Linked DNA regions of Homo sapiens: region 2 is linked to region 1. A link is an interaction called in ENCODE POLR2A ChIA-PET data of the cell type or tissue named here. Cell type or tissue: B cell. All regions are shown on one strand. Links, peaks and the distances in the headings refer to the core of each region. The heading gives the core; the rest is flanking DNA.

What was found. ChIA-PET counts read pairs that join two places held together with the same protein. Peaks named below come from ENCODE experiments on the same cell type or tissue, not always from the same donor. Only the 100,000 strongest peaks of a DNase experiment are listed, where the experiment ranks them.
Region 2: POLR2A ChIA-PET joins it to region 1 with 10 read pairs; 6 of 35 experiments call an interaction of 5 or more read pairs at or near these places.

The regions. Positions count from the first base shown.
Region 1 is chr1:160,618,060-160,628,083 of GRCh38, forward strand. SLAMF1 (signaling lymphocytic activation molecule family member 1) reads right to left here. Exons shown (of 7, transcript NM_003037.5): 4 at 6,037-6,126; 5 at 1,717-1,790. Among named protein-coding and RNA genes, the nearest start is that of SLAMF1, 24 kb to the right of the region's middle. RefSeq lists enhancers at 6,686-6,815, 9,241-9,290. In B cell, for the core only: CTCF peaks have their summits at 894 (motif pointing right) and 1,096; DNase peaks (open chromatin) are centred at 882, 3,722, 5,302, 7,932 and 1 weaker place; H3K4me3 peaks cover 3,458 bases; H3K27ac peaks cover 4,895 bases.
Region 2 is chr1:160,697,486-160,710,409 of GRCh38, forward strand. The region is part of intron 1 of CD48 (CD48 molecule); the gene reads right to left. LOC124904439 (endogenous retrovirus group K member 18 Env polyprotein) reads left to right here. Exons shown (of 1, transcript XM_047438433.1): 1 at 1-7,873. The coding sequence ends at 1,525. Among named protein-coding and RNA genes, the nearest start is that of CD48, 7.9 kb to the right of the region's middle. RefSeq lists an enhancer at 11,240-11,309. In B cell, for the core only: no CTCF peak of the experiment used is centred there; DNase peaks (open chromatin) are centred at 6,986, 7,776, 8,086, 10,216 and 3 weaker places; H3K4me3 peaks cover 4,354 bases; H3K27ac peaks cover 7,647 bases.

The DNA.
Region 1 (10,024 bases), core at 1-8,000:
AAGACTCTGTCAAAAAACAAAAAACAAAAAACAAAAAACACGCAACACTGAAAAATGTAATTTCTCCTCATATAGATCTGTAGACTCAATACAATTCTAATATTTTTTTTTCTTTTTGTGGTACTTGATAAGTTGATTCTAAAATACATATGAAAGTATAAAGGAACAAGAATAGCCAAAAACTTTTGCAGAAAAACAAATTAGGAAGACTTGCTTTACCAAATATCGAGATATGTGTTTAAGGGTAACTCACTGAGCTGACATTAATGTGTTGTGTATTTTTTTGGTCAGAGTTGATCCTTACTGAGGAGTGGGTATGCATGAGTGTGTGTATGTGAGAGTGAGTGTGTGTGTGTGTGTGTGTAAAATGGAGGAGAGGACTAAAAGTGTGATTAGAAGCAGCTGGAAGTAGCAGAGGAGGTGGAAGTTAGTCCCCTCGAGTGTTTGCAAAGTAAGACATGCCTGCCCAGCACTCTCCTAGGTGTATAGTGGCTACAAATAGAGTAGAGAACAGACTCCAGTCCTCAAAGACTTTCAGTCTTGCAGGTCAGCTCAGACTCAAATGTAGAACTGGGAGGACAGTCCTGAACTGATGAATGCCACTGAATTTTAAATTTTATTTAATTCAAATTAATTTAAATTTAAAAAGCTACATGTGGCTAGTGACTACCATATGTCATGCTTCACAGTAAAAAAGAGGGATGCTAGCAGCATAGGATAGAGTAGTGAGGGAAGACACTATGGTCAAGGTGAACCTGGTTACCTAAACAGGCAGATGAGAGCGTGGGGTGAAAGGGTTACTCTTGGGATTCTCATCTATTTAAATGGAGTTTAGTTGGGGGAAGGATGGAGCTGGGTTGTGTAATAAGCCCTCCAGGCCACTAGGGGACAGCAGAAATAAGAACTTTGTTCAAGAGTCCATCTCCTGGTTCTCAGAAGTGCATTTGCTGTCTTTTCATGCAATTTTCTAAGGTACTATCAAAACCATCTTTACCTTCACATCCTTTACTCAAGAATTTGCCTCTACCTACACCCCAAATGTCCAGATTCTGGCCTATACAATACCAAGAATTGCCTTCATGTTGAAAAACTACAGTGTCTCTACATCTAACCACGATCCTTTTAGCGTCTCTATCCCTTCCTTCAAGCATATCTGCTTCTCAACTTCACCATGCATCCAGTTTTTCCATCCTTCACTTCTTAGTCCAGTGATCACTCTGTCACAGTTTTCTTTCTTCCATCTCATCTTTCATCTCTTTAACCACACTCTAGCTAGAATTTTGAAGATCCTACCTTCCTTGTCACTTTTGCACTTAGTAAATCCTAAACTTGGATCAGTCCAACATGTCACACAATAGCTTTTCCAAACCTCCTCTCTCCTCAAGCCTGCACTCTTTTCCCTAGAAAAGGAAATAATTGACTAACATGGAACCTAGACTCCTACAATGCCAGAGCTGGAAAGAGTCATACAGTATGTATTTCCAGCTTCTTCATTTTTTTCCTGTGAAGACTCATGACCAGAAAATTATCCAGTGTTGCCCATTATTTCAAACACTGACGTTTAGTGACTTTAGGAGAACTCTTGTTCTTGACTCCTGTTCCCTACCTTCCTCTGCTCTGGATGGAAAACTGTGAATGTCCAACAGGCAAGGTAGACTGGCCAGGAATACTCTAGGAAACATGACAGGTTCATCTCAAACAAAATATAGAACTTACACCTGGTTTCTGGACTTGGGCATAGATCGTAAGGCTTTTTTTTTCCACTGTTGTCTGGTAATGGTTCGTTTTACCTGGTGAAAAGAAACCATAATGGTTATCTCCCTCTGGTCCCCAGCAGGAGCTCCTTACTCAGACCTGGTCTTTACTGTCCTTTGCATACCCACTTTCCCCAAGGGCACAATGGAAACAAAGCCCTGAGTCCCAGCCCCCCTGCACATTTGTCATATTGTCTTAGGTTAGTTACTTGATCACTCTAGGCCTATCTGTGAAATGGGATTTGAAATACCTGCCTCACGGGGCTGTTGTGATAATTAAATGAGATACCACTTGTAAAGTGTTTAGAACACTGCCTGGTGCATAACAAATGCCCAATACGCATTAGGTGTTTTTCTCATTGGTGTACCATTCAATTACTTTAATCTCTGTTGCTCAATGTGCATATCTGGTCTCCTAATAGGATTCTAAGTTCTTTGAGGGCAGGGCTAGTTGTTTATACCTCTTTTGTATTTTCCAGCTGGTAGTATGTTGCTTCACTCACAGCTTTCTCACCTCCCTATTTCTGGGGGAATTGATGTGTGGGAGGTAAGGGCGGGGGGACGTGTAAGAGGGATGTTCCACCTGGGACTATTTAGAAAATAAAGCAACAATGTCATTCTGTTGCCCACCATCTGGAAATTTTGCTCAGGGCCTAGGGTCTCTGGAAATTAATAAGTTGCAGAATATTTTAATTTTTAGCCAATTTTAAAAAGCTTTCTTTTTAAATTATAGGAGTAATTTATTCTCATCATAAAATAAAAATTGTGAAGAAATATATAAAGTATAAAGTAAAAAGTATAAATCCCCTTCTTCCATTAACCAACCCAATTTCATTCCCAAAAGAAACCGTATTTTTCAATACCTGTGAAAAGAAGTGGGAAAAAAAAGAAGAAACCATTTTTAAAAGTTTGATGTATATCCCTGTAGATCAGCTCTGTGCAACAGAACTTTCTGAGATGATGGAAATGTTCCATATCTGCAGTGTCTAATACAGCTTACAGACACGGGGCTATGGAGCACCTGAACTGTGACTAATGTCACTGAATTTTAAATTTTATTTAATTCAAATTAATTTAAATTTAAAAAGCCACATGTGGCTAGTGACTACCATATTAGACAATGCAGTTTTGGATATTTGCTATACTTATATAGACTTTTTTCCACACAAGAGGTGTCATTCTGCACACACTTCTCTGTAACTTGATCTTTTCACTTAAAATGTATTGAGGACATTTTTCATGTTAGCACAGTAGACCTATCTCATTCTTTCTAAAGTTGCACAGTATCCTTTGTATACATCATGCAGCAGTAAGGATGGTGGGAAAGTGGCAGACTGAAGGATGGAGGTTTATTATGGGATTATTGCAAAGTCCAGGCAGAGGCAATGGAGGCTGGACCCAGAAAATCACAGCCTTTAAGGTAGACTTATTTTAACACCAGTTAATTTATTCTCTTAAAAAACTGGGCTGGGTGCAGTGGCTCACGCCTATAATCACAGCACTATGGGAGGCTGAGGTGGGCAGATCACGAGGTCAGGAGTTTGAGACCAGCCTGGCCAACATGGGGAAACCCTGTCTCTACTAAAAATACAAAAATTAGCCAGGCATGGTGGCACGCGCTTATAATTTCAGCTACTCAGGAGGCTGAGACAGAAGAACTGCTTGAGCCCAGGAGACAGAGGTTGCAGTGAGCCGAGATCATGCCATTGCACTCCAGCCTGAGTGACAGAGCAAGAATCTATCTCAAAAAAAAAAAAAAAAAAAAAAAGGCACATCTCTGAGGAAATAGCATTTTTAGGAGAGGCACATTTTTCTTTGGAAGGGAAAGGCCCAGTGTGTATGTGGTGAGCATGGTGGAATGTGCTGCGTGAGGGTGTGAGTCTTGGGGAGGAAATGTGGGGCAGACACTGATGAAGTTCCAGGAATTCAAGGAAAGTCAACATGGGATTTTTTGTGTGTGGGTATGAGCACGGTGTGCCTAGTGGTTTCAACTTCGCTTTTTTGGTCAGAGTTGATCCTGACTGAGGAGTGTGCGTGAGTGCGTGTGTGTGTGTGTGTGTGTGTGTGTGTGTGTAAAATGGAGGGGAGGACTCAAGAAGCAGTTGGAGGTAGCAGAGGAGGTTCAAGTTAGTCCCCACGAGTGTTTGCAAAGTAAGACATGCCTGCCCAGCACTCTCCTAGGTGCTGTAGTGGCTACAAATAGAGTAGAGAACAGACTACAGTCCTCAAAGACTTTCAGTCTTGCAGGTCAGCTCAGAGTCAAATGTAGAACTGGAAGGACAGTCCTAAATGGTCAGACAGATGGAAGAGGTGAGGTTGATTGTTGCTGCTTAAAAGGACCATTGGACCAAGATAATTTAGTCTCAGGTTATTTTCCCCAGTGCAAGAACAGGTTTTTAGGAGTAAGCTTAACTCGGCTCCAAGTCAGCAAGGTCTTAGGCTCTAAGGAAAAAGTCTTGGCCTTAAAATTAGGACATCTACATTGTAGCCATCATTAGCTGTGTGGCATTGGACAAATCACGTCATCTCAATGGGTCTTTTCTCTTACCATAACTGTAAAATGAGGGCATAGAGTATCTAATATCCTTTTCAGCTTTTACCTGAAGCATAAAGTCTTATGTTACCATGACTTAAAATATTTTCAATCTGTTCTAGGTATTGTTTCCAGATGCTTCCAGTGCAGCTTCTCCTGGCCATAGCACTTACACATTGCCATTTTAATTCATCTACACTAAGAGATCTGTCTATCTGTCTATGTATCTATCTGTCTATGTATCTATCTATCTATCACCCATCGATGGGAACCACTGTGTTCAGTGTTTTCTGTGTATTGATACCAATCTCCACCACAATACCATGAAGTACATAGTATTACCCCTGTTTTGCAGACGAGAAGTTAAGTCATTTGATCACACAGCTTGTCAGTAGCAAAATCTGCATCTGAATGTAAGTTTGTCTAATGCCTATACCCACATTCTTTATCAGTGTATTCTCCTGGACATGAAATTGCCAAAGAGTCATGAAATTGAAAAGCCTTCAGCGTCAGGCTGCATTCTGATGATTATAGCATTAGAAGCTGCCAATATAATTTCTTTAGCAAGGTTTTATGAAAGGTGCAGCAACTAAATATAAATTTTACCGCAAGTTTGAGGCAGTTTTGTGTGTTGCTAACTTACAAGGGACAAATGGTGAATGGGGTTGAGGTGAGGATGGGTATGTGTGTTGGGGAAGGTAGTGGGGAATTGTGGGATGGGGAGCACTATTCCCTTAGAGCACAACCATGTGATAAGCCAAGTGTGGTTGAGGAAAGAGTATGGCGTAGGATCCCAGCAATTTTACTAGGTAGGTTAATGTGGATAAGTTAAGTTCAGTTTTCTCATCCTGGGTCATCTCACTATTTCCTTATAGTATGAGCTAAATGTGATTGCCCTACCCCGAGCCCCATAGGCTGTCAACCTAATTTCTATCTGAATCACCCATCCCTCCTACCTGGCTAACTCTTAGATGGAGGAAATGAGACACAAGTAGGTCGCTGTGCTATGATCTAGATTTTTTTATATATGCAAAACCAACATCAGAGTGCTGAGGTAAGGGCTTTTCTAAGAAGGTTGTGTGTAGATGACACTGATCTACTTGAGAATGAAATCAGTCATCAGCTCAGTGTTATGAGGATCAAGTTCTATCCTTACCATGGGAAGGCAGCCGGGGCATCTCTCCTGGTCTTGGGTCAGGACATTTTGACTCCAGTATTGGTTGGTAGTAGTCAAGGTGGCTGAGGGGAGCACAATGCCCTGAGATATTGTATCATAGGGAAATTTGGAAGAGAGGACAGGGGATGGTACCTCTAGGCACTTCAACTGCAGGGGAATAATTGTGCCTTATTGGTTTCATTCTAACCCTGGTGACTTTTTGGATGAGATCCAATAATTTTCTGAATTCTGTTCCCAGTGAATACTCTTAAACCTCTTGTTCACTTCTTCAGCATCCTGTGTTTACCCTGATGGCAGTGCTAGTCACACTAAACTGAAATTATCTGAATAATGTCTCTCACATTAGAAACCTGTGGCTCTTCTATTTCTTTCCACAGCCTAGTAGAGGGGATCAAGACATGTTGAATTAGACTGAATTAAGCAAGGTCCCAGGATATGTTTATCTACTATTTTTGCAAAGGTGGCCCCATGCAGAAAGCCAGAGTTGTGAGAGCAAGTCCGAGCCTGTGGAGAGAGGTCCCCTGCTTACCACAGAGAGTGTGATAAGAATCTATTTATTGCCAGACACCTACCTCTTCTTCTCAACTGTAGTATTACCACCATGATGAGAATCATGATGACACCCCCTAACAGCCCAGCATACACTGCCCATGGTTTTGTTTCTGGAAAAAAAAAGAAGTCAAAGAGCAATCTCAAAAGTATTCTGAGCTTAAAAACATCTTACATGAAAGTGGGATAATGGAGCCTCATGTTCTATTTCTGCATTCTCTCCCAAGGGAGACGTTTGTTTTCATGGTTTTAGAGGTCAGCTTTAGACCACTGAAAATTTTTGTATCTGTTTTCTTATTCTAATTTCTCTCACTATACTTTCACATTCTTAATTTCATGAAGATTTTTCTATCCAAATGCTTTATTTTTAACTCAACTACCACATGTCTAACATTAAATTATCTTCATCTCTCCTAAGTCAATCTCTCTGCCCAGTTTCTCCATCTTAAGATTGCTAATGTGTCCTGTATCCATTTTGGGTAAAGAGAATATAATGGTTCCATGTGCCGTCCCTGTGAATTCACGCTATTCTCATGAGACACTGGGAGGAAGAAAGATCTACTTATCTTTTTTAAAAATAAACATAATAGTGCTATTGTTGTCCTTTCATGCAAATAACTGGGTTGAACCCAGCAGACCTGAACTGAAAGGAAAGTATTTAGTCTTTCCTCTAAATCATCTTCATGTTTAAAATTAGCCCGAGAACTAATCATCAAGGCTCAAAATCAGAGAGAAAACTTTTATTGTTTTCTCTCCTTTACCCACTTTATCAAATCCTTTTGAACTAGGAGCAACACTTTGACAAACAGTGAATGAGAATTATCACCCCCAGTAAACAAGACATGTAGCTCAATAAGATTATAATGAACAATTATTGAGCACTTGCAATGGGCCACATATTTTTAGTGCATCATGTGTACTAACATATTTAATCCTCACAATAATCTTACAAGGTAGGTACACTCATTATTCTCATTTTATGGAGAAGGAAAACAGCCTGGAGAACCTCAAGAACTAGAGCTTGGTTTAGTAGTAGAAATGTGGCTGAATACTAAAGACAGACTTCTTGGAGAGTTAGAGAGACTTATGGGCTTGGAAAAAGTTATACCGGGGTAATGAACAGTGGGGACCGAGCTGAAGCCCTAGGGTTCTAAGTAGAATATTCGCACTAAGGTTCTAAATAGAGTAACACCAGATGTTAACATTAATGTGTAAGGGAAACTTATAAGGATGATTGTGGAATAAGCCTGCTTGTTGTTGAACCTGTGAGGAATTTGTGGGGCAGAAATTGAAAGAAAAATAGTCGGGTTCCAAAGGAAAGAATCATGGTGGACACAATCAGATGTTTACAGAGTTGACCAAAGATACAGACAGTCTCAATGAATTCATAAAATGCAGCCTACAAGATCCAAAGGGGCCTCCAGCCTGATAGCTGGCAAGAAGTTGCCTTCTGGATTTGAAAAGATTCTTTTTCTCCTTAGGCCTTTCACACATCAAGTTAGCCCAAGGAATCTCACTGAACTGACTTTGCAAACACCTTGGTTATAGGTTCTATCCCCTAAATTAAATGTTTTAATTTTGCCAGATACCAACTTCAACAGTCTTATGCTCTGATTAAAAAAAAAAGTTAGGAGGCAGGCAGAGAGTTCTGAATTTGTATAAAGCATGACATTTTGAATCATTGCTGATGCTGGAGGAAGGAGCAGCTCCACTCTGAGTGACTTATGGTCACTGAGAACCCTCTGTGCAGGAGTGTGTGTGTGTGTGTGTGTGTGTGTGTGTATGTGTGTATGTGTGTGTTTGAGACAGATTGATTCATTCAAGGTTTATGATATCGACACTAGGAACCACTGGAGAAATCACTCTAATACTAGGATAAGAAGCAAAGCCAGTAGCCTGAACTTTGTGTTTCGTCAGCCTATGGAACTGATCCAGCAAACCATTATAGTAGCACTTACTATTTTGACTAGTTCCTCTTTCTTCTTCTATCATAGATACTTTGGGAACTTCCAATACAACAACTGATTTGAGAAGAAACACCCCCACCATTTATATCATTTTAAAAGATAATATTTCTTTCCAATTTCACTTGAGATTAAAAAAATAAAACCAACAGACAAAGTAGTACCTCTGAACTGGAAAATAAAAGACAAAACTGCACCAGTAATGCCTGGTGAGTCAGCCTCCTCTCCCTCGCGCCCGACGCCGGTTGCTCTGCTGCCCACCAACTCACAGAAACTAACGATGACTGGGTGCAGCACCAAGGCTTCAGGACATGACAACGCCGGCCCTCTCTATCTTTTCTAGGGTCTCTAGAGGATGAAAGCAATCTGCTACCTTTGTCCTATGACAAGCTTCTGCCAGTCCATCTAGATCTGAGAGACAAGTTGGCCATGGTCCTGAAAGATATTTCATAAACTCTAATTTTTTTCCTCATCTTTGGATACAAATATGAATCATAGACCTTTTTAACCTTAAGGGAACTATAGTATAGTGCTTATTTCACCCAACCCACTAATTTTATTTTGAGGACACTGAGACACAGACAGGAGTATCCAGAGTCATAGAAAAAGTCAGTGGCAGAGCTGGATAAGATGGGAACTGCAGATTTTGTGGTTTGTGCTTTAGCCTCTGGAGATGCGGTCCCCATAAAGAAGGCAGTAGTGATGTCAAAGCCCTTTTGACTCAAACCTTTTGAGTCAAAAGCCCTCTGAGCAGCCAACCCATCCTTCATCATCCTCCATCCAACACATGCTCATTCCTGGCCCCAGGCTCCACTCCATACTCTCCTTCCTGCTGCACCCTAAGCTGTCCACCATGCCTGCCTAGCCTTGATGCCCAGGCCAATCTTCCTTTCTTTGTGTCACCTTTCCTGACCATCCCAGCTCTTGTTCTTCCCTGTCCCTTGGACTCCTGCAGCACCTGTGGTTTATGTCATGTATCTTAGAACCTGAGTTTTGGCAACATCATCTTTACCATGCAGACCATTTTCAGTGATGGTATTTGGAGCCAGATAGATAAGTTCAAATTCTGGGTCTACCACTTGATAGCTCTGTGACTACAGATAAGCTACTCATACCCTCTGTGGCTTCAACTTCCTCATCTGTAAAATGAGCATAACAATAAGTTCACAGTGTTGTTCTGAGAAACCCATATAGTAATGTATGGAAAGTGCCTAGAGCAATATCTGGAATCCATCATGTGGTCAGTAAGTGTCAATTACTTCTGCTAGCCTCAATTCTCCAAATAGTTGCTAGGTTCTAGGAGGCCAGAGACCATCTCTTACACTACTTTAACAGCTCTCTTAGTACTCAGTACATAATAGAGTCTCAGTAAATTCTTGTTGATTGATTGGAAAGACAAGAAAATGAGTTTGATCTTAAGTCCAAAGGAGTCTCTTCACCAGTGTCCAGAGATGCTTCAGTCCCATCTGTTCTTTACTTATGGCTTAGTTTCCCTACCTGTATAGTAGGCCCAAGTATTTTTATACTTGGTGCTCATCCATTTGTTGCTATTCTTTAATTATATTTACATGGAAATCAAATGTCAGAGACCCCATGCTCTTAGAAATTTGGATAAGTATGAAAAAAGTGCTACTATTACAGTTTGTTCAGGTCAAGCTGCACATGATTTCTGTAATTTCTGGGAGTAATTTCCTCATGGTTCTCTAAGTCTTTGCTCCTATAACTCTGCTTGCTCTACTCTGTGCTTCCTTGGGTGCAAGGTTTAGTCACTTCATCAGTGATATGGTTTGGCCACGCCCCCACCCAAATCTCACCTTGAATTGTAATAATCCCCATGTGTCAAGGGTGGGGCCAGGTGGAGATAATTGAATCATGGGGTGGTTTCCCCCATGTTGTTCTCATGGGAGTGAATAAGTCTCACAAGATCTGATGGTTTTATAAATGGGAGCTCCCCTGCACAAACTCTCTTGCCTGCTGCCACGTAAGACATGATTTTGCTCCTCATTCGCCTTCAACCATGATTGTGAGGCCTCTCCAGCCATGTGGA
Region 2 (12,924 bases), core at 2,576-10,575, 82 kb after region 1:
CCTAGGGAGAGCACCAGGATGTTTAATGCCTGCAGTCCAAAATTGGTTGGTAGAAGTACCTACTGTCAGTCCTAACAGTAGATTCACTTATCACATGGTAAGCGGGATGTCACTCAGGCCACGGGTAAATTATTTACAAGACTTTTCTTATCAAAGATCATTAAAATTTAGACCTAAAGGGAAAACTTGCCCCAAGGAAATTCCTAAAGGATCAAAGAATACAGAAGTTTTAGTTTGGGAAGAATGTGTGGCCAATAGTGTGGTGATATTACAAAACAATGAATTCGAAACTATTATAGATTGGGCACCTCGAGGTCAATTCTACCACAATTGCTCAGGACAAACTCAGTCGTGTCCAAGTGCACAAGTGAGTCCAGCTGTTGATAGCGACTTAACAGAAAGTCTAGACAAACATAAGCATAAAAAATTACAGTCTTTCTACCTTTGGGAATGGGAAGAAAAAGGAATCTCTACCCCAAGACCAAAAATAATAAGTCCTGTTTCTGGTCCTGAACATCCAGAATTGTGGAGGCTTACTGTGGCCTCACACCACATTAGAATTTGGTCTGGAAATCAAACTTTAGAAACAAGATATCGTAAGCCATTTTATACTATCGACCTAAATTCCATTCTAACGGTTCCTTTACAAAGTTGCATAAAGCCCCCTTATATGCTAGTTGTAGGAAATATAGTTATTAAACCAGCCTCCCAAACTATAACCTGTGAAAATTGTAGATTGTTTACTTGCATTGATTCAACTTTTAATTGGCAGCACCGTATTCTGCTGGTGAGAGCAAGAGAAGGCATGTGGATCCCTGTGTCCACGGACCGACCGTGGGAGGCCTCGCCATCCATCCATATTTTGACTGAAATATTAAAAGGCATTTTAAATAGATCCAAAAGATTCATTTTTACTTTAATTGCAGTGATTATGGGATTAATTGCAGTCACAGCTACGGCTGCTGTGGCAGGAGTTGCATTGCACTCTTCTGTTCAGTCAGTAAACTTTGTTAATTATTGGCAAAAGAATTCTACAAGATTGTGGAATTCACAATCTAGTATTGATCAAAAATTGGCAAGTCAAATTAATGATCTTAGACAAACTGTCATTTGGATGGGAGACAGGCTCATGACCTTAGAACATCATTTCCAGTTACAGTGTGACTGGAATACGTCAGATTTTTGTATTACACCCCAAATTTATAATGAGTCTGAGCATCACTGGGACATGGTTAGACGCCATCTACAGGGAAGAGAAGATAATCTCACTTTAGACATTTCCAAATTAAAAGAACAAATTTTCGAAGCATCAAAAGCCCATTTAAATTTGGTGCCAGGAACTGAGGCAATTGCAGGAGTTGCTGATGGCCTCGCAAATCTTAACCCTGTCACTTGGATTAAGACCATCAGAAGTACTATGATTATAAATCTCATATTAATCATTGTGTGCCTGTTTTGTCTGTTGTTAGTCTGCAGGTGTACCCAACAGCTCCGAAGAGACAGTGACATCGAGAACGGGCCATGATGACGATGGCGGTTTTGTCGAAAAGAAAAGGGGGAAATGTGGGGAAAAGCAAGAGAGATGAGATTGTTACTGTGTCTGTATAGAAAGAAGTAGACATAGGAGACTCCATTTTGTTCTGTACTAAGAAAAATTCTTCTGCCTTGAGATGCTGTTAATCTATGACCTTACCCCCAACCCCGTGCTCTCTGAAACATGTGCTGTGTCAAACTCAGGGTTAAATGGATTAAGGGCGGTGCAAGATGTGCTTTGTTAAACAGATGCTTGAAGGCAGCATGCTCATTAAGAGTCATCACCACTCCCTAATCTCAAGTACCCAGGGACACAAACACTGCGAAAGACCGCAGGGACCTCTGCCTAGGAAAGCTAGGTATTGTCCAAGGTTTCTCCCCATGTGATAGTCTGAAATATGGCCTCGTGGGAAGGGAAAGACCTGACCATCCCCCAGACCAACACCCGTAAAGGGTCTGTGCTGAGGAGGATTAGTATAAGAGGAAAGCATGCCTCTTGCAGTTGAGAGAAGAGGAAGACATCTGTCTCCTGCCCATCCCTGGGCAATGGAATGTCTCAGTATAAAACCCGATTGAACATTCCATCTACTGAGATAGGGAAAAACTGCCTTAGGGCTGGAGGTGGGACATGTGGGCAGCAATACTGCTTTGTAAAGCATTGAGATGTTTATGTGTATGCATATCTAAAAGCACAGCACTTGATCCTTTACCTTGTCTATGATGCAAAGACCTTTGTTCACGTGTTTGTCTGCTCACCCTCTCCCCACTATTGTCTTGTGACCCTGACACATCCCCCTCTCGGAGAAACACCCACGAATGATCAATAAATACTAAGGGAACTCAGAGGCTGGCGGGATCCTCCATATGCTGAACGTTGGTTCCCCGGGCCCCCTTATTTCTTTCTCTATACTTTGTCTCTGTGTCTTTTTCTTTTCCAAGTCTCTCGTTCCACCTTATGAGAAACACCCACAGGTGTGGAGGGGCAACCCACCCCTTCATGAGACAATATTTAAAGGTTTGGGGAAATCCTGTAAGGCAGTAATCACAGCAATTAACTCCGCCTTTTGAGCAGAAGTATAAGAGGTAGAAATAAGTTTGTCTGTAGGACTTACATAGCCAGCATTGCCATTACTGGAGCCATCAGTGAACACTGTAACGGCCTCAGGAATGGGTTGATTTTTGGTTAATCGAGGAACCACCTAAGAAGTCATTTTTATAAAATCAAATAATTTGTTTTTTGGATAATGATTGTCAATAACGCCAATAAAATCAGCCAAGTGAATTTGCCACAGTACAGAATGTTGAAAGGCAGCTTGAACTTTGAGCCAATTTAAAGGAACTACAATTATATTTGGATCAAATCCAGAAATTTGAAGTATTCTGCACCAAGCCTGTCTAATTAATATGGCTATTTGGTCTAGATAAACAGACAAAGTTTTTGAGACAGAATAAGGAAGAAAACATCACTCCACTAAATCATTATGTTGAACTATTAGTCCAGTAGGGGAGTGTAATGAAGCAAAAACTAGAAGCTGAAAAGGCTGAAATGGCTGTACTCTAGATAACTGGGCAGTCTGGATTCTTTCTTCTACAAATTCCAGTTCTATTAAAGCCTCAGAGGTCAAAATCCTGGCGCTGTGGAGATTGGAATCTCCCCGCAACATAGAAATCAAGTTAGACAGTGCATAGGTTGGAATGCCTAAAGTAGGTCTTAAATAATTAATGTTACCTAAAAGTTTGTGGAAGTCATCTAAAGTTTTTAAAGAATCTCTCCTAATTTGAACTTTTTGAGGTTGAATACATTGTTTATCGACCACCATTCCTAAATATTGAACAGGAGTGGTCTGATGAATTTTATCTTGAGCAATGTGTAATCCAGCCTCTATAACACAGCAGCTCAAAATTTGGTAACAGTCAATTCTTTATCAGTGGGGGCAGCAATTAAAATATCATCAATATAATGATGAATATAGGCCTCGGGAAATTGGGCTTGAACTGGTGAAAGCACTTGCCCAACATAAAGCTGGCAGATTGTAGGGCTATTTAGCATTCCTTGAGGAAGTACTTTCCATTGATAATGAACTGCAGGTTCCTGATTATTGATAGATGGTACAGTAAAAGCAAATTTTTCACAATCTGATTTATGTAAAGCAATATAAAAAAAAATCTTTAAGATCAATAACTATGAGAGGCTAATTTTTAGGTATTAAAGCCAGGTTGGACGGCCCCCATAGGTTTAATTACAGCATTAATGGCCCTTAAATCGGTTACCATCCGCCATTTGCCTGATTTCTTTTTTACTAGGAACACAGGAGAATTCTAAGGGGAAAGAGAATGTTCCACATATCCAAGTTGCAACTGCTCAGAAACCAATTGATTTAAAGCCTCCAGTTTTTCTTTAGAAAGCGGCCACTGCTGAACCTAAACGGGAGTTTTAGGTTTCCATTGTAAGGGAATGGGATCAGGAGGTATGGCAGTGGCTGCCACTAAAAAGAATAACCTAAACCAGCCCTGTTTTCTTTTATAGTGACTGGGAGGGGTTTGGTAATCCAGGAACAAACCTTATATTTTCCATCATATGCTGACTGGGAGCACTAGAAGAGTTATGTGGAATATTAATTTCAGCCCTCTATTTTGCCAGTAAATCTCTACCCCAAAGATTAATGTGAATTGGCATGATATAGGGCTGAATTGTACCTTTTTGACCATCAGGGCCAGTGCAAAGCAAGATAAATGTGCTCTGATAAATTTCCTCGGCCTTTCCAACACCTACTAGTCCTACCTTAGTGGGATGTTTAAGCCAAGAGGAAGGCCATAAACTAGAGGAAATAACAGAAACTTCGGCACCAGTATCTACTAGGCCCTCAAACTTTTTTCCTTGAATGTGTATGATGCAGGTGGGCCGTTGTTTAGAAATTACATTAATCCAGTAAGTGGCCTTTTCACCGCCGGAGCCTATCCCAGGGCCACATGTCTTATCGCCTTTGTTTAAAATGATATTAGGTAGTAAAAGCAGTTGAGCAACTGACTCACCAGACGCAATGGAAATAGGAAACTTGGCAGACACAATTAATTTAATCTCATCAACAGAATCAGAATTAATGAGACCAGTATGAATGGTGAATCCTTTAGCAGAGGTGGATGCTCTACCTAACACCAGGCCCACTGAACCTTGAGGTAAAGGGCCAGTGACCCCCGTGGGGACAATCAAAGGCAAAGAATCAGGAAGTAAATTTAGAGGAATAGTACTAAAGAGATCAACCACCCCGCCTCCTACTGTGGAGGAGGACAAGCATTGTACTGAGACAGAAGTAGAGGCTGGGACCTATTTGGTTTGGTTGTAGGTAGATTTGTTTGTGCTGGGGGTTGCACTGGGACTGCCTGAAGTGGAAACGCAATGTTGGTCTGAGTTTGAAGTGTCCTATTTGATGTCGGGTCCATCCCAGGCCCCGCTCCCTGTTTCCCTGGTGTTGTGGTAGGGGGTTTCCATCTACATTATACCTAGAGCGGCAAACATTTGCCCAATGTTTACCTTTGCGACAACGTGGGCAAACAGTAGGAGCAGCATTTGGCCATGTTTGTTGAACCGACTTGGCCGCTTGTAAGTTTTTAACAGTGCAACTTTTTTGAATATGACCAAGTTGGCCACAATTATAGCAGGCTCCAAGAGAAGAATTAATGGGACCAGTTTGGTTGGTGTCCTTCATGGCCGGTGCCCACAGAATAGCTTTGTGGGTATCTGATCCAATGCCTTCACAAGCTTTAATATATGCAGGCAACACCTCGTGATCAGGTAAATTTTGCGTTGGACAGAATGCATGGCCATTTTACATTCATGGTTTGCATTTTCAAAAGCTAACATATAAAGGAGAATGCCTTGAGTGCGCTCATCAGAGACAGATTTTTGAACAGCATCTTGTAATTTAGCCAAAAAATCTGGGTATAATTCAGAGTGACTTTGTTTAACTATGGTAAAAGGAACAGGAGCTTGGCCTGGAGCGTGTAATTTATCCCAAGCTCTCATACACACCTTTGTTACTTGTTCTGTGGTAAGGGCATCAAAGTTTAACTGGGCATAAGCATCAGAGAAACTATCGGAGCCTGTGAGCTGAGCCTGAGTAATTAGAATGCCATTACTGCTATTTAGCTGAGCCTGCAAATGGGCCTCTTCTGACCACCAGGTATGGAATACGGAATTGTAAATGCTGAGATGGGGTTAGAACAGCTTTTGCCAAAAGGTCCCAATCTAAGGGAAGTAAGTGACTTCAGTACGAAAAGTTTGTAAAACCATCTTAACATAAGGAGAAGTAGGACCATACTGAGTACAAGCATCCCTAAATTCTTTTAAAAAAGGTAAGATTGAACAGCGCATATCGATGCAGACCGGTTTAGGACCCGAAACGACAGGAGGGTGAGGGGCTGTAGTGGATGGGGGATGGCCTGGAGAATGATAGGTAAAGTGTAGTTTGGTCCTGGAGCCATTAGCTGATGCTGGAGGTTTGAAGAGAGAAGAATTAGCATATCTATGGTACATGCAGCAAAGATCCCTACCTTAACAGAGCTTGCATTAGAGTGGGGTGAAAAAACGTAAGCAATCAACACACTAACAGAACACACTGTATAGTATGTAAGGAGATGATAACTGCCATGACAGAGGAGAAAACCTAGAATAAGGTAAGGGGAGTCACAAGTACTGGTAGGGGCAAAAGGGTGAACTTCATTTATAAGGTGATAAGTAGGTCACATCTGAGTAAAGACTTGGAGGAGAGAGGTGGCCAAGAGGGTATCTGGGGTAGGAGGGACCCAGACAGAGGAAAGAGCCAGAGCAAAGGCCCTGGGGCAGGGATTTGCCTGCCATACATAAACAACAGCAAGGAGGTGGCGAGTGGGTAGTGTGGAGTGAACAAGGGGATTGGGTGTTGAGAGACACAGTCAGAGAGGGAGTGAGATTGGAGAGAGTAGATACATTTTAGCTTTATTAATAATGTCTTGTCCTGTAAAAAAAAAATGCTTTCCTGTAAAAGTGGCTCATGTCTTGTGTGTGCATTTACAATGTATTTAGAAGCAAGTTATTAGAAGGTAACAAAGTGGAGACTGTATAAACCATTGTTTCACAAAGTTTGGATCAGAGGCAGATTTCCCGTGAAAGTGATGAAGCTGAAGCTTCAGGGCTTCTTGGATGGCCCTGGAGGAGCCCTAGCAGTATTCATGTAATCCATTTTACAAAACATATCTTAAACATTAATTAGACCACAGCCTCTGTCTACTCTAACATCCCCTTCATCACATTTCTGTTTTTGTTGGGTGGCATCTCAGTTATGGGCATTTTGAGGTCTGGCCAAGGGGAAGTAGAAATGGGAAGTACTTAGTTGGGGTTAGCGGGATACATGTATGAGGGTTGCAAACTCTTGTGTGTGAAGTTCCCGCTACCCACTTCAGTGAAGAAATGGCATCCAGGAATATTCTTGCTGCCCTCTGCACTGACTCACTGGCAATGGCCATGGACATGTTGCAATCGGGCTGCAGGTGGGAAGCAGAGGAGAAAGCAGGTTGGAAGTGAACAACAGCCAGAGCTATTCAGTAGCAAAGTATTGTGGAAGCACGAAGGCATTTAATTAACTAAAATTATGCTGCTATTTTTTATGCTGTCATGTTCTTTGTAGTATTTGTATTTTTTTAACCTGAACTAATTCCCTGGGATTTCTTTTTTTTTATTCTAATTGAATTTATTTTTGTTCCTATTTGTATTTCCAGTTTTGTTCTTTTATTATTTTTCTTTTTCATGAGAATACTCCAAATTATATAAGCCTCAGGTCATTTTTAAAAACCTGGTTTGGTTAAGATAAGGAGAAAGAAAAGATGATAAGGACAAAGTACAAGATGAAGGGAGGTCCATTGGTCCTTTTTGTGGAGGGAGAACTTAGAATATGTATACAAAGGCTAAACAAGAGCTGTGGAATAAAAGCTAAAGGTAGAAGAAGAGGAAATATGTCCTATATCACTCTGGTGTCATATGCTGCCGCACAAAAACTCAGTTGTACTCTTCAACATGATATATACTAGCTGTTCACTTTCCACATATCCATCATTTCCAAAAACATTCTCAACCACTAAAAGATAAAAATGTCTGTGACCCCAGGGCTTTCAAGTTCCTGTTCATTCAGCCTTCCAACCATTCATCCATCTATTCAACAAATGTTTATTAAGCACTTACCCTGTCCTGGTTTGTACACGGAAATACCTAGGCATTCATTTCTACAGTGCTTCTGATTGGTCCAGCCCATGCCCTATAATCCCTCTGACAGAATAAGTTCAACCCTCATACATGTATCCCACTAACCCCAACTAAGTACTTCCCATTTCTACTTCCCCTTGGCCAGACCTCAAAATGCCCATAACTGAGATGCCACCCAACAAAAACAGAAATGTGATGAAGGGGATGTTAGAGAAGACAGAGGCTGTGGTCTAATTAATGTTTAAGATATGTTTTGTAAAATGGATTACATGAATACAGTCATCGCACAACCACAACATGCCTGGCGCTGTGCTAGACTCTGCTGTCAGCAAGGCAGATACAGTCTCTGGCCTCTTGGAGCATACAGCCTAGGAGGACATTCTTTCTAGGAGTTTAAAATCACTAGACATATTCCAGATTTGTTCTCCTTCTGTTAGTTGTTTCCACATGAATTAATAGAAGCGGTCATAATAGGCAGTCTAGATCAATGTTTTTCAGTCTTGACATTATTGACATTTTGGGCCACATAATTCTTTTTTGTAGGGGGCTGTTCTGTGCATTGTAAGATGTTTGCCAGCATTCCTGGTATCTGCCCACTAGGTGCCAGTAACACTTGTCCAGTTGTGACAGCCAAAAATGTATCCAGATATTGCCAAATGTCCCTTGAGGGACAAAATTCTCCCACATTCACCCTGGTTGAGAAGTACTGAGCTAGGTCATCTTTGGCAGACTCCCCAGGATGTCTCAGACTTACACTCAGGAAGATAGCACAATCCACTGTCTGATGACAGAGGCAGGTAGTAACACCAGACAGATCACTTATATATATATAATTTTTTTTATGGAGTTTCACTTTTGTCACCCAGGCTGGAGTGCAGTGGTGCAATCTCAGCTCACTGCAACCTCCACCCCCCAGGTTCAAGCAATTCTCCTGCCTCAGCCTCCCAAGTAGCTAGGATTACAGGCATGCACCACCACGCCGGGCTAATTTTTTGTATTTAGTAGATACGGGGTTTCACCATGTTGGTCAGGCTAGTCTCAAACTCCTGACCTCAGGTGATCCACCTGCTTCGGCCTCCCAAAGTGCTGGGATTACAGGTGTGAACCACCATGCTCAGCCAATTTCAGTATATTATGAGTGCTGATGACAGGTAAGCATACAGTATTGTATCTTTCTTCTCTCCCTCCTTAACCACCCATGTGTAACAATTCCAAAAAGGCTGTCCTGATGGTTGGCTGTAACTTCTTACCGAGAAATAAAGAAGTGATTAACTGCTGATAAAATCTTGATTTGCCTTCTTAACAATTCCACTTTTTAGGAAGTAGCTGAAGCAACCTTTTAAAAAACTACTATTTTGATTTAATTCTAACAGGAAGTATTTGGTGATATGTCTGGATGATTGGGATAAAGTAACAAAGTTGGATCTTATTCTTTTACTTTCTTAATGAACTCGCTTTCACTTTTAAAAAAAAGAAGAAGAAATAGAACCAGATCCTGTCTGTGCCCGCCCATGTTTCTAGTCTGTAGAAAAACAGAATTGTAACGGGAAAAAATTCAGATCAAAGGAAGTCATAATCCCAGGACCATAGAGTCTCCCCAGGAAAGGGAAAGGTTTTAAAGAGTAAGTTCCGGTTACTCCAATAAAACAAGACACATGGTTGGCTTCTTTGGTTTCCTCATATATTGAGAAAAATAAAAATAATAAAAACAAAACACATGGTTTCTAGTAAAACTCTTAAGGAAGAAAAGAAGATGAGTGTTAAGGATGTGGAGACAGAGTTACCTGAAGCTCTCTCATAAGATTAAATATTTAACAAGCCTGTACAACCCTTTTTAGGAAGTAATTTTGCAATAGCTACCAAGACCTCAGGTTTGTGTCTTGGTGAGAAGCTGAGCAGGCTACTATTTTTTGAGATGGGAACTATAATGAGTTCAGTGGGCAACACTGCAATGCAATCTGAAGGTGAGGAAGGAGAAACAATAAAAATAGACTCTTCTCTTCAGACGTTGCAATTTGAATGGGAAAAAGAATGGTAGGGCGGTATGTAAAGGGTCATGAAAAAGTAGAGAGTATTTTGTTTTTGTTATTCAAGTAGGGAAAGACCTAAGCTATGGTAGGCCAAGGAAAGGATTCAGTGGAGGGAAGACATGAAGAGAAGGGAGGTGATTGACGAGCCTGGGCTAGTGGGACTCAGAGCAGAGTTAGTGGCACAGGTCTTGACTGGGAGGAGGGACACTTCATCCTCTGAGGGAAAAGAGAAGGAGGAAAGACAGCTGGTGGTGGAGAAAAGTTACCAGTTTGAAGATAGTGGGCAGGAAGTTGAAGGGCTTCCTGCCTAATGGTCTCTAGTTTCGATTTCTTCTGCAAAGAAGGAGGCACATGCTTTGCTGAGAGGGCAGAGGACTGAGGTAAGGGGCCTTGAGGATAGGGTGAAAGTTTGAAATAGCCACTGTGGGAAATGGGAGAAAGAATTTATCAGGGCCAGTAAGAGCTACTCTGAGACCCCAGCTTGACTGAAACAATGACTCAAAATTTATTCCTTCCTTCTTTCCTTTGCTCCCTCCCTCCATCCACCCATCCCTCCATGCATACATGCGTACATGAACTTCCTCATGTATTCACTCATCGAATAACTATGCAGTAAGCAGTTACTATGTGCTTGGCTCTGTAAGGGTGCAATAGATAGATGTGGCTCCTTCCCTTGAGCTTCATTCCAGTGAATCAACAAAATTAATCAGATGATTTCGCTATTGGTGATAAGTGTTAGGAAAAGGAAAATACGGAATGCTTAGAGGGCATATAAAAGGGAGCACCTCACTTGAATTTGGGGGTTGAGAATGGCTTCTGTACGAGGAATTAGCCTAAGTGGGATGAAACCAGGGAAAGATGACGACTGGGGGTAGTGAATATTCCAACAAGAGGGAAAAAGAATCAAACGCCCAGAAACACAAAAATGAAATTCATTTGCGGAGTAGGAAGTAGCTCACTGGCTAGGACATAGACTAAGGAGGGTAGCAAGTGAGCTCATTATGAAATGTGAACTTTAGGCTCACAGCTTCTGCTTTCTCATTTCCCACAGTGGCCACTAAAGATTTTAAGCAGAAGAGTGATGCAAACAGAGAACCATTTTAGAAAATGTATACCGACAGCAGGGTAGAGAACAGGTTAGCTAGAGAGAATGCAGTAAATAGAGCAGTTAGGATAGTGGATCATTGTGGAAATTGGTGATAAGAGAAAATGGTGGCTTGATCTGAGATAGGTAGCATGGGGCTGGATGGAATTGGACATATTTGAGAGATATTTTTGAAAGTAGAATTAACAGGACTTACTCATTGGGCATGAGAAGCAAGGGAGAGAAAAGAAGCAAGGATGACTCCTAGAATTCTGGCCTGAGCAACTAGACAAGTGGAGATGTCATTTATAGAGGTGGGGAACAGTGGAGGAGCAGTAGGTTTGGGGGAAGAAGGATTGTAGTATTTTTTTTTAAGTCTGTAAATTTTTTGATGGTCCTCTCATCAAATGATGGACTTTGTGCCCCTTCACCTTGAAATTGAGTAGGCTCGGTGATGGCTTCAATGAATGGAATACACCGGAAGTGTGACCTGCAAAGCTAGCTTAGAAAAGACCATGCAGCATTTGCCTATTTCTCTTGGGACACCAACTCTGGGAGGCTTCTGCTGAGTGGCACTAGCCACCCAGCACTTTGAGCCTCCCTCTGTTCAGGCAGTAGCCCTGTGAGTGAAGAGCCTTGCATGACTCTAGGCCACACCATGATCTGATTGCAAGCACATGAAAAGCACATGAAAGTGAGACAGGATGAACAGTCTTCCCCCAAATCTGTGGGCAAAGTAAATCATTGTTATTATTTTAAGCCACGGTATTGTGGCAGCTTGTTAAATAGCAATACATAGCGGAAACAGAGATGATGACTTAAGTTTTAGACACGTGTCTGGAGAGTCTAGAGAAGATGTTTAAGAGACAGAAGTTCTGATCTTGGGCTCAGGAGACTGCTTGGGGCTTAAGAATTTACTGATGCTCTTCCCAGGTTTTCATCTGTATCGGATTCCGCATGTGTCACAATTGCAAAGCAATTGCACATTTTTTATTTTATTTGATCTTAATAGCAACCCCTTGAAGAAATGAGGAACAGATTATTATACCCATTATGGAGCTGAGGAAGCTGAGGCTCAGGAAGCTTTAATGACTTGTTGAAAATTCCACAGCATGGAACCCAGATAGAACTAGGTCATCTCATTTCTAGTACAATACTCTGTCTACTTCATCCTGCTAAGTGTTGTGGACAGATGGGGAATTGGGTAGTTGTGGAGCATGCCCTAAATCATTGCCTTGAAACCAAAGAACTGAGAAACCCAAGTCTGAGGAGAGAAGGAAGAAGAGAGCTAAGAGTGCTTCTCAAAGTTTTCCACAGAAGCATCCCTTACGGCAGAGGAGAGAACTACTTGCACTTCTCAGGAAGATATGGATGTGTAGTCCAAAAGGAAGTTTTTTGAAGTTGTTCATTCATTTGTGTAACAATTATTTATTGAGCACATGCCACACTCCAGGCCTGTGCTAAGTTCAGCAGCACAACACTGCACATGGTTTCTGTCCTCAAAAAGTTCAAGGAAACAGATGATCCACCAAGCAATTCACAAACCATAATCTGGAGCCTGAGGTTCCCATCTAACCATGCCTTCAGAACACAGTCACAGGCAGACAGTCCAAGAAGAAGTCACATAAAAACAGAAGCCTAAAAGAGAGGCAGGGAGAGGGCAGGAGGGAGAGAAATCTAGGTGGAAAGAAGGCATGTACATAAGCCCAGAGGTAAGAGAAAACGCCTCTTTTAAGGCAAACAGTAAAATTAAGAGATTTAGACACATTGACCTTCACCAAGATTCCCTCGCCTTAGTCTAGGAAAGGTATAATCATAATAGAATGGTTTGGAAGTTAGACCTGTGTGCCCTTAGGAGAATTTCTTAATCTCTCTGCAAGACAGTATTCTCATCTGAAAAATGTAGATAATAATAGCCACCTCACTATTTTCTAATGAAAGTTAAATGAAAAAGTATGCAAAAGGCCTAGCACAATGTCTGACACACAGTAAGTGCTTAATTTGTATTTTACTAACCCAGGTTATAGCCCGGGTGTTATAAC